Regions from separate parts of the Mus musculus genome. Here region 1 is linked to region 2. The links are chromatin loops, found by intact Hi-C in ENCODE. Cell type or tissue: heart. All regions are shown on one strand. Region 1 overlaps P3h4 (prolyl 3-hydroxylase family member 4 (non-enzymatic)). Region 2 has its middle 3.9 kb from the start of Gast.

Region 1 (5,000 bases), 78 kb after region 2:
ACAGACAGTTCTAAGCCACTATGTGGTTGCTGGGAATTGAACTCAGGACCTCTGGAAGAACAGTCATTGCTCTTAACCACTGAGCCATCTCTCCATCTCTCAAAATATTTCAAGCTGAGGCGGGAAGTTAGTGGGGTTTGGGAGAGCTAATGGGACTCTTTCTTCTGCTGACCATCACTCGCAGAAGTTAGGAAGCTGCTCTCCTACATGACCCCAACAAGTCTGTCCCAGGGCCCCCAACATGAGACCTCCATCCCATGGGCCTGACACCAGGACTCTGTTCCTTTCCCTTCTCTTTGTCTTTCCAACCTTCTTTTCTTCCCCTCTTCCCTTCTCCACTCTCACTTTTCAAATTCCTCGTAGGCTAAACACAGTAAGGGTGCATTCTTCTCCTTGGCCCCAGCGGACAACCCCAAGCCCAGGGCCTTTCCCTTCCACCTGACCTTCCTTCAGATCATAACACTTCCCTTTCCCTTCTCTGAACATCAACTCCAGCACACCCAGAATAAGGGGAGCAGTTTTGAGGGTAACAATGATCCAGGCTGGTACCCGAGGGGCACCCTGCACTACAGAGTTCTGCTTTTAGACAGGTGGGATCCAGTTTCTGGATCCAGAACACTCCTGTGGCATCTCTTGAGTTTGGTCTGATTGGGTGAGGTCACAGCCCAGTGTTTTGCCCATCCCACACCTCCACCCAGCATACTGTTGAGAATGGGAGAGCTGGTGGGGTGGTGAGGTGAGGTGAGAGCATTTGGACAGGGTGCGGCTGGGAGAATGGGCTGGAGGGCCCACGCGGAGACTGGCTGGGATTCTGTCTCACCGGTTTGGGGAGTCAGCTGGCCTGGCAATGGGATGGGAGGGGCTGCCAGCTCCCTGAGAAAGGGGAGCTGAGTGAGGCATACTGGACTGGCCAAGAGCCTGAACAGGATTCCTAGGTGTAACTAATAGGCATGTACGCACGCGCACAAGCACACATACACACACACATGTTTGGATGCACACTCAGTCACAACACATGCACATTCATATGCATACTCAAACATAGTTACACACGTCATCTGAGACCCTTCAGCATTCTGGATCCCTCTTAGCCGGCTCTATTTTTCTTATCTGATATATCTAGCATAATTCAATTTTTGTCTTTTAGATGGGGTCTTCCTATGTAGCCCTGGCTGGCCTGGAACTTGTGGTAAGACTTCTTCTGCCTCCTGAGTCCTGGGATACTAACAATTTATCTAAGATCTATTGCTCACCACCTGCCTCCAGTGAAACAGAATTCTGAGAGGGCGGGATGATTGGCCTACTTTGCTCATGATCTTGTGCCCAGCAACCTGCAGCATGCCTGGTATGTGAAAGGCACTCAATACATGTGTGGATCAATGGAGCCTTCCCCAAACACATTTGGGTACACATGTATATGGACAGGACATACACGCTGAAAGAGATTCTGGGCACCCTCACACCTGTGCACACAAGTGCATGCACATTAGGCACAGACACAGACACAAACTTCTTTGCACTCTGACCCACAGGCACTTTTCAGACCCACACCCAGCAGTCTAGATTCCAGAGCTGGTGCTCACAGCAGCACACATCTGTGCAGACATGTTCAAGCACATCCTGCTCCCTGCAGCATGTGCTGCCAGACCTGGAGGGCAGCCTCTCCCTGGAGCAGGAGGTAGGCCACTAGATGCTGACAGTGCGACAGCCTGGGATGGGAAGGGTAGGCAGAGCCATCCTGGTACGTGGAAGCTGTCAGGAAACCAGTCTAGACTCTCTTATAACAGAGATGGAGGTTACAGGAGAGCTACCTATCTGGAACACAGTTCTACCTCTAAAGGCCAATAGACTTGGAGCAGAGCCTAGGAGAGAGAGAGAGACAGATGGGACATCAGTCCTCTAGGACACAGAAGTTCGTGAGTCCCAGGATTGGCCATCTGGCACCTGGGAGCAAGGGGTGGTAATGAGAACGTCATGCCCTTCCCTGGGTCAGCTCCAATCTTCATTGTAGAGGCCTCTGCTCCATAAGAGTTGTCAAGGTGTAGAGTAATAAGACAGAACTGTCACCTTCTTTTTTTTTCTTTCTTTCATTTTTTTTGTTTTTGTTTTTGTTTTTGGTTTTTTTGGTTTTTTGGGACAGGGTTTCTCTGTGTAGCCCTGGGCTGTCCTGGAACTCACTTTGTAGACCAGGCTGGCCTCGAACTCAGAAATCTGCCTGCCTCTGCCTTCCAAGTGCTGGGATTAAAGGCATGCATCACCACCGCCCGGCAAACTGTCACCTTCTTGACACTTGAAAGTGCCCCTCTGTCCCTAACTCTGCAATGGAATGGCAGTGGGGGCAGTAGTTACTAGAACAGCATCTTTGCCCCCCACTCCTCCAGACTCCTGCCCCACCCCCACCCCGAACCAATGCAAGGTTGGACAAGTGAATTCTGGCTATCCCACCCTCTGGCTAGTGAGCTGGGGTTCATTCCCACAATGGCCAGACTAGGAATGCATGCTCTAATTCTAGGGAAATTCCAGGAAAGAAAAACGTGTAGTGAATGTCTTTAATCCCCTCTTCATATCCCTCTAAACACCAAGAAGAGTGGCCTGGGACTAGAAAAATACAGACATCCCCGATTAGAAACCCGAAACCACCGTCCTCCAAAGGCTCCCTGGAATACTGTGTCTTCATGCCCCCTGGTGGCAGGTCTGAGGTTCCTTACAGCTCACGGGGATCCCCAGCTCTCTATCAGATGTCAGGGGAGTAAAGGACCTGCCAAGGCCATAGGGTACACCAACTGGCATTACACAGAGAAGGGAAGATTGGCAGAGAGAGGGAGGCGAGGGCCTGTACCCAGACACCTCCACCTTGCAGACTGGCCTCAGGTGTTATGATTCATTTCAACAATAAACATTTATTGAGCAGCAGAGCTCTAAGCCCAATGTTCTTCACAACCCACTCTGCAGCTCAGACACAACCGCCACCTGGCTGGCCTTGGTCCTGTGAGACTCAAGCCGGAAGCTGAAAACTTCCGCAGGAGCAGAAAGGGAGACAGAGACCCCCAAGAGCTCACTTCCCAACCAGCAATATGGCTACCAGTCTGCGGTTCAAAGACACAAGAGAGAGAGAGAGAGCTAAGGTGGAGGCTGAGTGGAAACTAGGTCAACTGTGTCCCTTTTAAGGTTTTTCCTTTTGTTTTATTTTGAGACAGGGTCTTACAACAGAGCCTCTACTGGCCTAGAACTCACTACAGGCTAGCCTGAAACTCACCGCAATCCACCTGCCCCTGCATCCCAGCTGCTGCAATTAAAGGCATGTGATGCCACACTCAGTTGTTTTTGTTTTGAAACAAAATCTCATTATGTAGCCTGGCCTGGCCAGGATCTCACTGTGTAGGCTGGGCTGGTCCCGAGATCTGCCTGCTTCTGCCTCCCCCGGGTGCCAGGGTTAAGGGTGTGTGCCACCACACCTGGCTATTTTAAGTTTTAATAAATAGTTCTTGCCCCCAGCCAGGTGTCCTGAGCTTGAAGAGTGCGCCATGTCACCGCCTTATGTCAGTTCAGGCTCTGGCTCTGAAAAGGAAAGAGAGAGCAAGAGTTAGTCCTGCCTATTGCAACAGGTGTCTGAATACCACCCTAGCAGGAGCATAGATCACTAACAGGCTGCACCCTTGAGAAGGGTGACAGCACCCACCTGCATTCCCCTGGCACTATAGCCCAGGGAGAGAACCCTGTCCCCAGTGCCCATCCCAAGCTGTGTTCCTATCCCTTCGGCACAATCCAGTACTGACCGGCCTCGGCCTCGTCACCCTTGGCTTCTGGCTCTTGCCACCAGTCAGCATAGAGACCTTCCTCATAGTCGCCCTCGCCTTCGAACTCAGCATCAGATAGAGGTTCTTCAGGCTCTGGGAGTGATTCTGTCTCCTCCAGTTCCATCTAGAGCAGCCCGGGGATGGGGGAGAAACTGAGTCACAGCAAACCCACATGCAAATAGGCTCCCCTTCAGATCAGAACACCCTCTACTCCCGCCCCCATCTTTCAGCCCCCACCCACTTTAGCAGGTTTCCTGGTGTGGTCCTGGCGGGAGTTGGGCAGGCAGGCCCCAGATGACCCTCCCCTCCCCTCCCCTCCCCTCCCCAGTGTCAGCATCTAACAGGATGTCAGGGTTTCTCCTGCTGGGTCCCATTCTGAAACTGCTTCCCTGAGTGACACTTGGGGCTCAACCAGCAGAGGCAGGCAGGGTGCTAGCGTCAGCACCGCCTGTACCTCAGCCCCACCTTCAGCCCCACACCCAGTGAGAACACTGCTAGTCTGTGCATTTTGTCTTCTGGCTCTTCCTCTCCTGCCAGGAATGCCTTGGCAGCCCTGACCTGGATGGGCCCGTGGATTCCACCAAAGCCACATGTCCACTCCAGACTGAGGCCTTCAAGCATCACCCTCACTGGTGCCCATGCTGGCCTCTGTAGCTGTGCCCCCCTCATGAGAACCTCTGGGAGACTGTTTCTCTCAGCCACTTACTGCAACCCAAGCCTGACATCTGGCAAACAGCAGACCCAGAGTGACAGTCATCACCGTCACTGCAGGTTCTGAGCATCTTCGGAGTGCCAGCTGCACGTACTATGAGCTTTAAATAATCTCATTTAATTGTCACCATAATAAAAGTCAAAGGGCATTCTTCTCATAAAAAGCAGGGTTTTGCTATGTTACTTAAGATGGAGACGCTAAGGCCAAACGGCTGGCAAATGACAGAACTGGGAGGACAAACATCTAAGGCAGCCATGTGTGACGATGAAGTCTGCTCCCAAGTTCACTGAAGGTAAGTACTGAATAAATAAACCACACAGCAATCCCTTAAGAAGCCCAGGTCATGGGATGGAGAGATGGCCTGAGTTCAATTCCGAGCACCCACACGGCAGCTTACAACTGTCTGTAACTGCAGTTCCAGGGGATCCAACATCCTCACACAGGCATACATGCAGGCAAAACACCAATGCTTGGAATAATAATAATAATAA
Region 2 (5,000 bases):
GGAACCTTTCAATCGGTTTTCTCATTTATGCATTAAGATTATTTTCTTTAGGACAATGACTCATCATACAGACCAGGCTGGCCCGGAACTCACTGAGTTCCTGCTGCCTCTGCCTCCTGAGTGCTAGAGTAAAACACATGTGCCACCACACCCCACTAAAAATCTGAATTAGTATATATTAATTATACGTAATAAAAAATTTCATATGACATTTGTGTGTGTGTGTGTGTGTGTGTGTGTGTGCATGTTGGGAGTTTCTCTGTGTGCCCTTGGCTGTCCGAGAACTTGCTCTGTAGACCAGGCTGGCTTAAAAATCCCAGAGATCCGCCTGCCTCTGTCTCTTCAGTGCTGGGACTGAGCCACCACGGCCAGCTTGTCCTCCATTTTTCTTTTATGTTTGAAATTTTTTTTTGTTTTGGTTTTGATTATGTATAGGTAGGGAGCACAGCATTGTATGCAAATGATTGCAGGTGGCCACAGAGTCTAGAGATGGTTGGATGTCAAGTGCTGCCAGACATGCGTGCAGAAATCCAACTCAGATCCTTGGCAAAAGTAGTAGGTAAATCTTAAATACTGAGCCATTTCTCCCCCCCCCACCACCACCACCACCACCCCCGCCACACCCCCACCTTTCAGAAAGATTGGCTCTTGCACCGGGCATAGTAGTGCGAGCCTTTATTCCCAGCACTTGGGAGACTATGGCAGGTTCTGTGAGAGACTGCCAGAGCTGTATTGGGAGACACCGTCTCAAAAAAACAGAGGGAGAAGCCGGGCGGTGGTGGCGCACGCCTTTAGCAGAGGCAGGTGGATTTCTGAGTTCGAGGCCAGCCTGGTCTATAGAGTGAGTTCCAGGACAGCCAGGGCTACACAGAGAAACCCTGTGTCGAACAAACAAACAAACAAACAAACAAAACAGAGACAAACAGACAGAGAAACAGAGAAGATAGAAACTTTATCTTGATAGGTAGCTCAGGCAGTCCTCAGTCTCTCAAACAGCCTTGATCATATGTGTAAAGTGCCATGTGCACTAAAGATGTATTGTACAGCAAAGCACTTCAGTCGTGGAGGCAAAAAGGTCAGGAGTTCAAGGTCATTTTCATCTAAATAGAGAGTTTGAGACTAGGCGAAGCTCCATAAAACCCTGCCTTGTAGGACGAGTGTGGTGGTACAAGTCTTTAATACTGGTGCTCAGAAGGTTGAGGCCAGCCTGATCTACATAGCAAGTTCCTTGGACAGCCAGGGTTACACAGTGAGACCCTGTCTCAGAACCGAGAGTCTGGCCCTAGAGAGATGGCTCAGCAGTTAAGAGTGCTGGTTGTTCCTCAGAGGCCCCAGGTTTGCTCCCCGGCACCCCCATGGCAGTTCATAACTGTAACTCCAACTTGAGAACATCTGATGCCTTCTTCTGGCCGCCACAGAACCAGGCATACAGGTGGTGCACAGATATCCAAGCTGGCAAACAGTCATATTCGTAAAAATAAAACAATAACTTCCCACGGTTTGGTGAGATGGCTCACTAGCTAAAGACACTTGTTGCCAAGCCTGAACTCAATCCCCAGGACCTAAAAGGTGAAAGGACAGAGGTGACGCCTGCAAGCTGCCCTTTGACCTCCACTCTCACACTTCGGGCATGCATAGCCACACACATGAAAAATAAATAAATGAATAAAATGTAGTAAAAATGATTTTGAAGAAAAAGTAATTTAACAAACAAAAATAAGGGCTAGAGAGATAGCTCAGTGGTTAAGGGCACTGACTGCTCTTCCAGAGGTCCTGAGTTCAAATCCCAGCAACCACCTGGTGGCTCACGAACATCAGTAATGGTATCAGATGCCCTCTTCTGGTGTGTCTGAAGACAGCTACAGTGTACTCACATACATAAAATAAATCTTTAAAAAAGAGAGAGAGAGAGACACACACACACACACACACAAATAATAACAGAAAAATAAGGCATATGCCAGGGTGTGTTCAGACTAAAGGCAAACACTGCATTTTAGATAATGCACTTCAGCATCCTCAGATTTGGGTAGCCTGGAGTTCCAAAGCATCCTTCACTCGGTCCCTTCTCTCGCGCAGCTGCTCATGCTGCATGCAGACTCCTGTGCCTGAGTCTGGCCTCATCCCTAGGATCTGGTTTGAGGATTCCCCAACCTTTGCCTGAGAAGCACACCTAAGAGACGCAGGTGGGGGAGGAGGGAGGGGTGGGGGAGGGGGAAGGGGCTGGATGCCAAGAGAGGCTAAGGAAAGGATGGGGTAACCATGCCCTCTCTGTATGCTCCTAGGCTTCTGAAAGTGGGCAAGAAGGTAGGTATCTCTATCTCTGCCTGAGAGCAACGTCCCGGCTGCCATCCCTGTGCCCCTCCACTCCCACACAGCGGATAAGATGCCCACATAGACGAGCTTCTCACAGGTGTTCCCATAGTTCCATCACGCCCTCCAAGCCCCAGTTGCCTGGCGAGGCTGAGTCACTGCCAACCTCTCCCTTTTTCCGCTATTAAGAACTAATTAGGGAGCTGAGGCACCGGCCTGTGTGACAGCGGTTTTCGCTCATCAATAATGGTTCGGGTTGTGTGGGTGAGCAGGAGCGAGGCAGGCATGCGTGCGGGCTTGCGACTGGAGCCCTGTCTCCAGGGAACAGTCGCCCTTAGTGGAGTACCCTAAAAATGGCTGTTTTTGGACCCGTGGGCTCTCAACTCACCCAGGCAATGACAGTACTGTACATATTCTTATCCCAGCGGTGGTCTTGTTACCCGGACCCTCAGTCTAAGCTAGTGCTCCCTAATGAGAATAAATTTGGACTATTTAGGGTTTGGGTGGGTCGATTCTGTTTTTGTAGTGCTAGAGATAAACCTGGGGGCAGGGTGCACACAGGGCAAGGATTCTACTACCGAGCTACGTTCCCAACCAGATTTTAAATATTTGAAAAGTCAAGAACATTTTCCCATGGGCTAGCATCAAGCTTAAGGTCTTCCTTGCCAATCCTGACTGCCTGAGTTAAAGCCCCAGGACTCACGTGGTGGAAGGAGAGAACTGACTCCCAAGAGTTGCCCTCTGACCTCCATTCACAAGCCAAGGCACATGCATACCGCCAAAACTAAGTAAGTAAATAAAGAATGTAGAGCCGGGTTTGGTGGCATCTCTGTGAGGACAGATCTCTTGAGTTCAAGGCCAGAAAAGTTTACAGAGTGAGTGCCAGGGCAGCCAAGCAAGGGCTACACAGAGAAACTCTGTCAAAAAAAAAAAAAAAAAAAAAAAAAAAAAAGGAGGGGCTGGAGAGATGGCTCAGCTGTTAAGAGCACTGACTGCTCTTCCAGAGGTCCTGAGTTCAATTCAAACCACATGGTGGCTCACAACCATCTGTCGTGGGATCCGATGCCCTCTTCTGGTGTGTCTGAAGACAGAGACAGCGTACTCACATGCATAAAACACAAAAATATTTTTTTAAAAAAGGAAGAGGAGGAAGAGGAGGAAGGAGGGAGGGAAAGAAGGAAGGAAGGAAGGAAGGAAGGAAGGAAGGAAGGAAGGAAGGACAGGTACCTCAATCCAGAGAGACGAGGTTAAGAGAACTTCCTGCTCTTGCAGAGGACACAGGTTTGATTGCCAGCATCCACATTCGGCTCACATGAAAAATAGCCCAAGATAATTTACCTTTGGTTCGCAACTTTTTTTTTTTTTTTTTGAGACAAACTCTATGTAGTCTTAGTTGTAGACCAGGATAGTTTAGACTCAGAGACCTGTCTGCCTCTGCCTCCCAAGTGCTGAGATGAAAGGCCTGAGCCTGCAAACCGGGCTTAATTATTTGCAACATTTTAACTCTCCATAACCCCCTAATTCAGCCATGTGGCCTTGTAGACTCTCCTGTTCACACCAGCAGCCTTGGCTGGGATCCTCCTTAAGACTTCAAAGCTCTCCTCCGCTTTGTAGTTAAACTGGGTCCAGTCAGACAGGTAATAGATATTGAGTTTCTTATTTCAGTGACATCTTTGCAATGGCCTCTAAGGATTGGCACAGGGACTTACTTATTCAGTGAACCATCATTCTGCCTCCCGCATCCCTCCTCCTAGGAGGAGCTCCAGCCCAGCTCCTCTTTATGTGCATGAATTCAGACTGGGGAGAGTGCTCCCCCTCCATGGGCCTTAGTTTCTTCATCCATAGAATAGAGTCACGATGACACTAATGTCCTAGGATCATGGCACAAACTAACTGCATTTATTCCCACAGAGAACTTTACCCGCCTGTCACATGCACTATTACGACGGTGGGGGCGGGGGTCATGGGGAGGGCATGAGACTAAGTCTCATGGTCTGGTTTCCAACCTCACAGGCCCAGAAAGTGAACACAAACACCACTTAACAGCTCAGGGTTGGTTTCCAACACTGGCCTCCTGCTCAGTGGTAGGTAATGGCCTTTGGGAGGCTCAGCCTCCAGAGACTTCATTTTTGCTGCCTCCTCCAGTGGCAATTAAGTGGGGGCTTTCTCTTGAAGGACAGGAAATCTCGGGGTCACAAAGTGATGCTTTGAAGGGAATTACCCAAATGTGCCAAGTTTGTGCTTGGACTTTCTCCCACTCCCCTCCGCCCCTGCCCTGTGATGCCTGTATGAATGAATCCCATTTCACAGAGACGGCTAACTGAGGTTCAACATAGACAAAGGGAGGAGAAAAGTGCAAAATGTATTAAATTTCCACGGGTGCTGTGCAAAATGCTTCGGATATTGCATTGTCCCAAGGCCCACCCTCAAGTCATTTCCCCTACAATGTTTGGAGGAGAAAGCATCTCAACAACTAGAAAAGGGGAGAGCCAGGAAGCCTTCCCTTTTATCCAACCACAGGCCTTTGTGAGCACAATATGCAGTGCGCACACCCGAGGGAAAGGGCTATGCCTCTCATCTCTGAAGAGGACCCTTGTCATGGGCACTTTGCAGTGCCTACAATGACAGCCACCACTGCTGAATAGGAGGCAGGCTGCTGTTTATAATAATTGCCATCCTAGCTGGGG

Evidence for each region. A loop is a pair of places that touch in the nucleus more often than their neighbours do. Peaks named below come from ENCODE experiments on the same cell type or tissue, not always from the same donor. Only the 100,000 strongest peaks of a DNase experiment are listed, where the experiment ranks them.
Region 1: a loop joins it to region 2, with 5 times the contacts of the local background. A loop is called at or near these places in 2 of 42 quality-filtered maps.

Annotation. Positions count from the first base shown.
Region 1 is chr11:100,405,587-100,410,586 of GRCm38, forward strand. It overlaps P3h4 (prolyl 3-hydroxylase family member 4 (non-enzymatic)), which reads right to left. Exons shown (of 8, transcript NM_176830.3): 7 at 3,777-3,921; 8 at 2,881-3,558. The coding sequence ends at 3,536. Among named protein-coding and RNA genes, the nearest start is that of P3h4, 6.6 kb to the right of the region's middle. In heart, a CTCF peak has its summit at 2,690 (motif pointing left); DNase peaks (open chromatin) are centred at 2,705 and 4,385; H3K27ac peaks cover 1,082 bases.
Region 2 is chr11:100,327,958-100,332,957 of GRCm38, forward strand. No RefSeq gene overlaps it. Among named protein-coding and RNA genes, the nearest start is that of Gast, 3.9 kb to the right of the region's middle. In heart, no CTCF peak of the experiment used is centred here; no DNase peak of the experiment used is centred here; H3K27ac peaks cover 87 bases.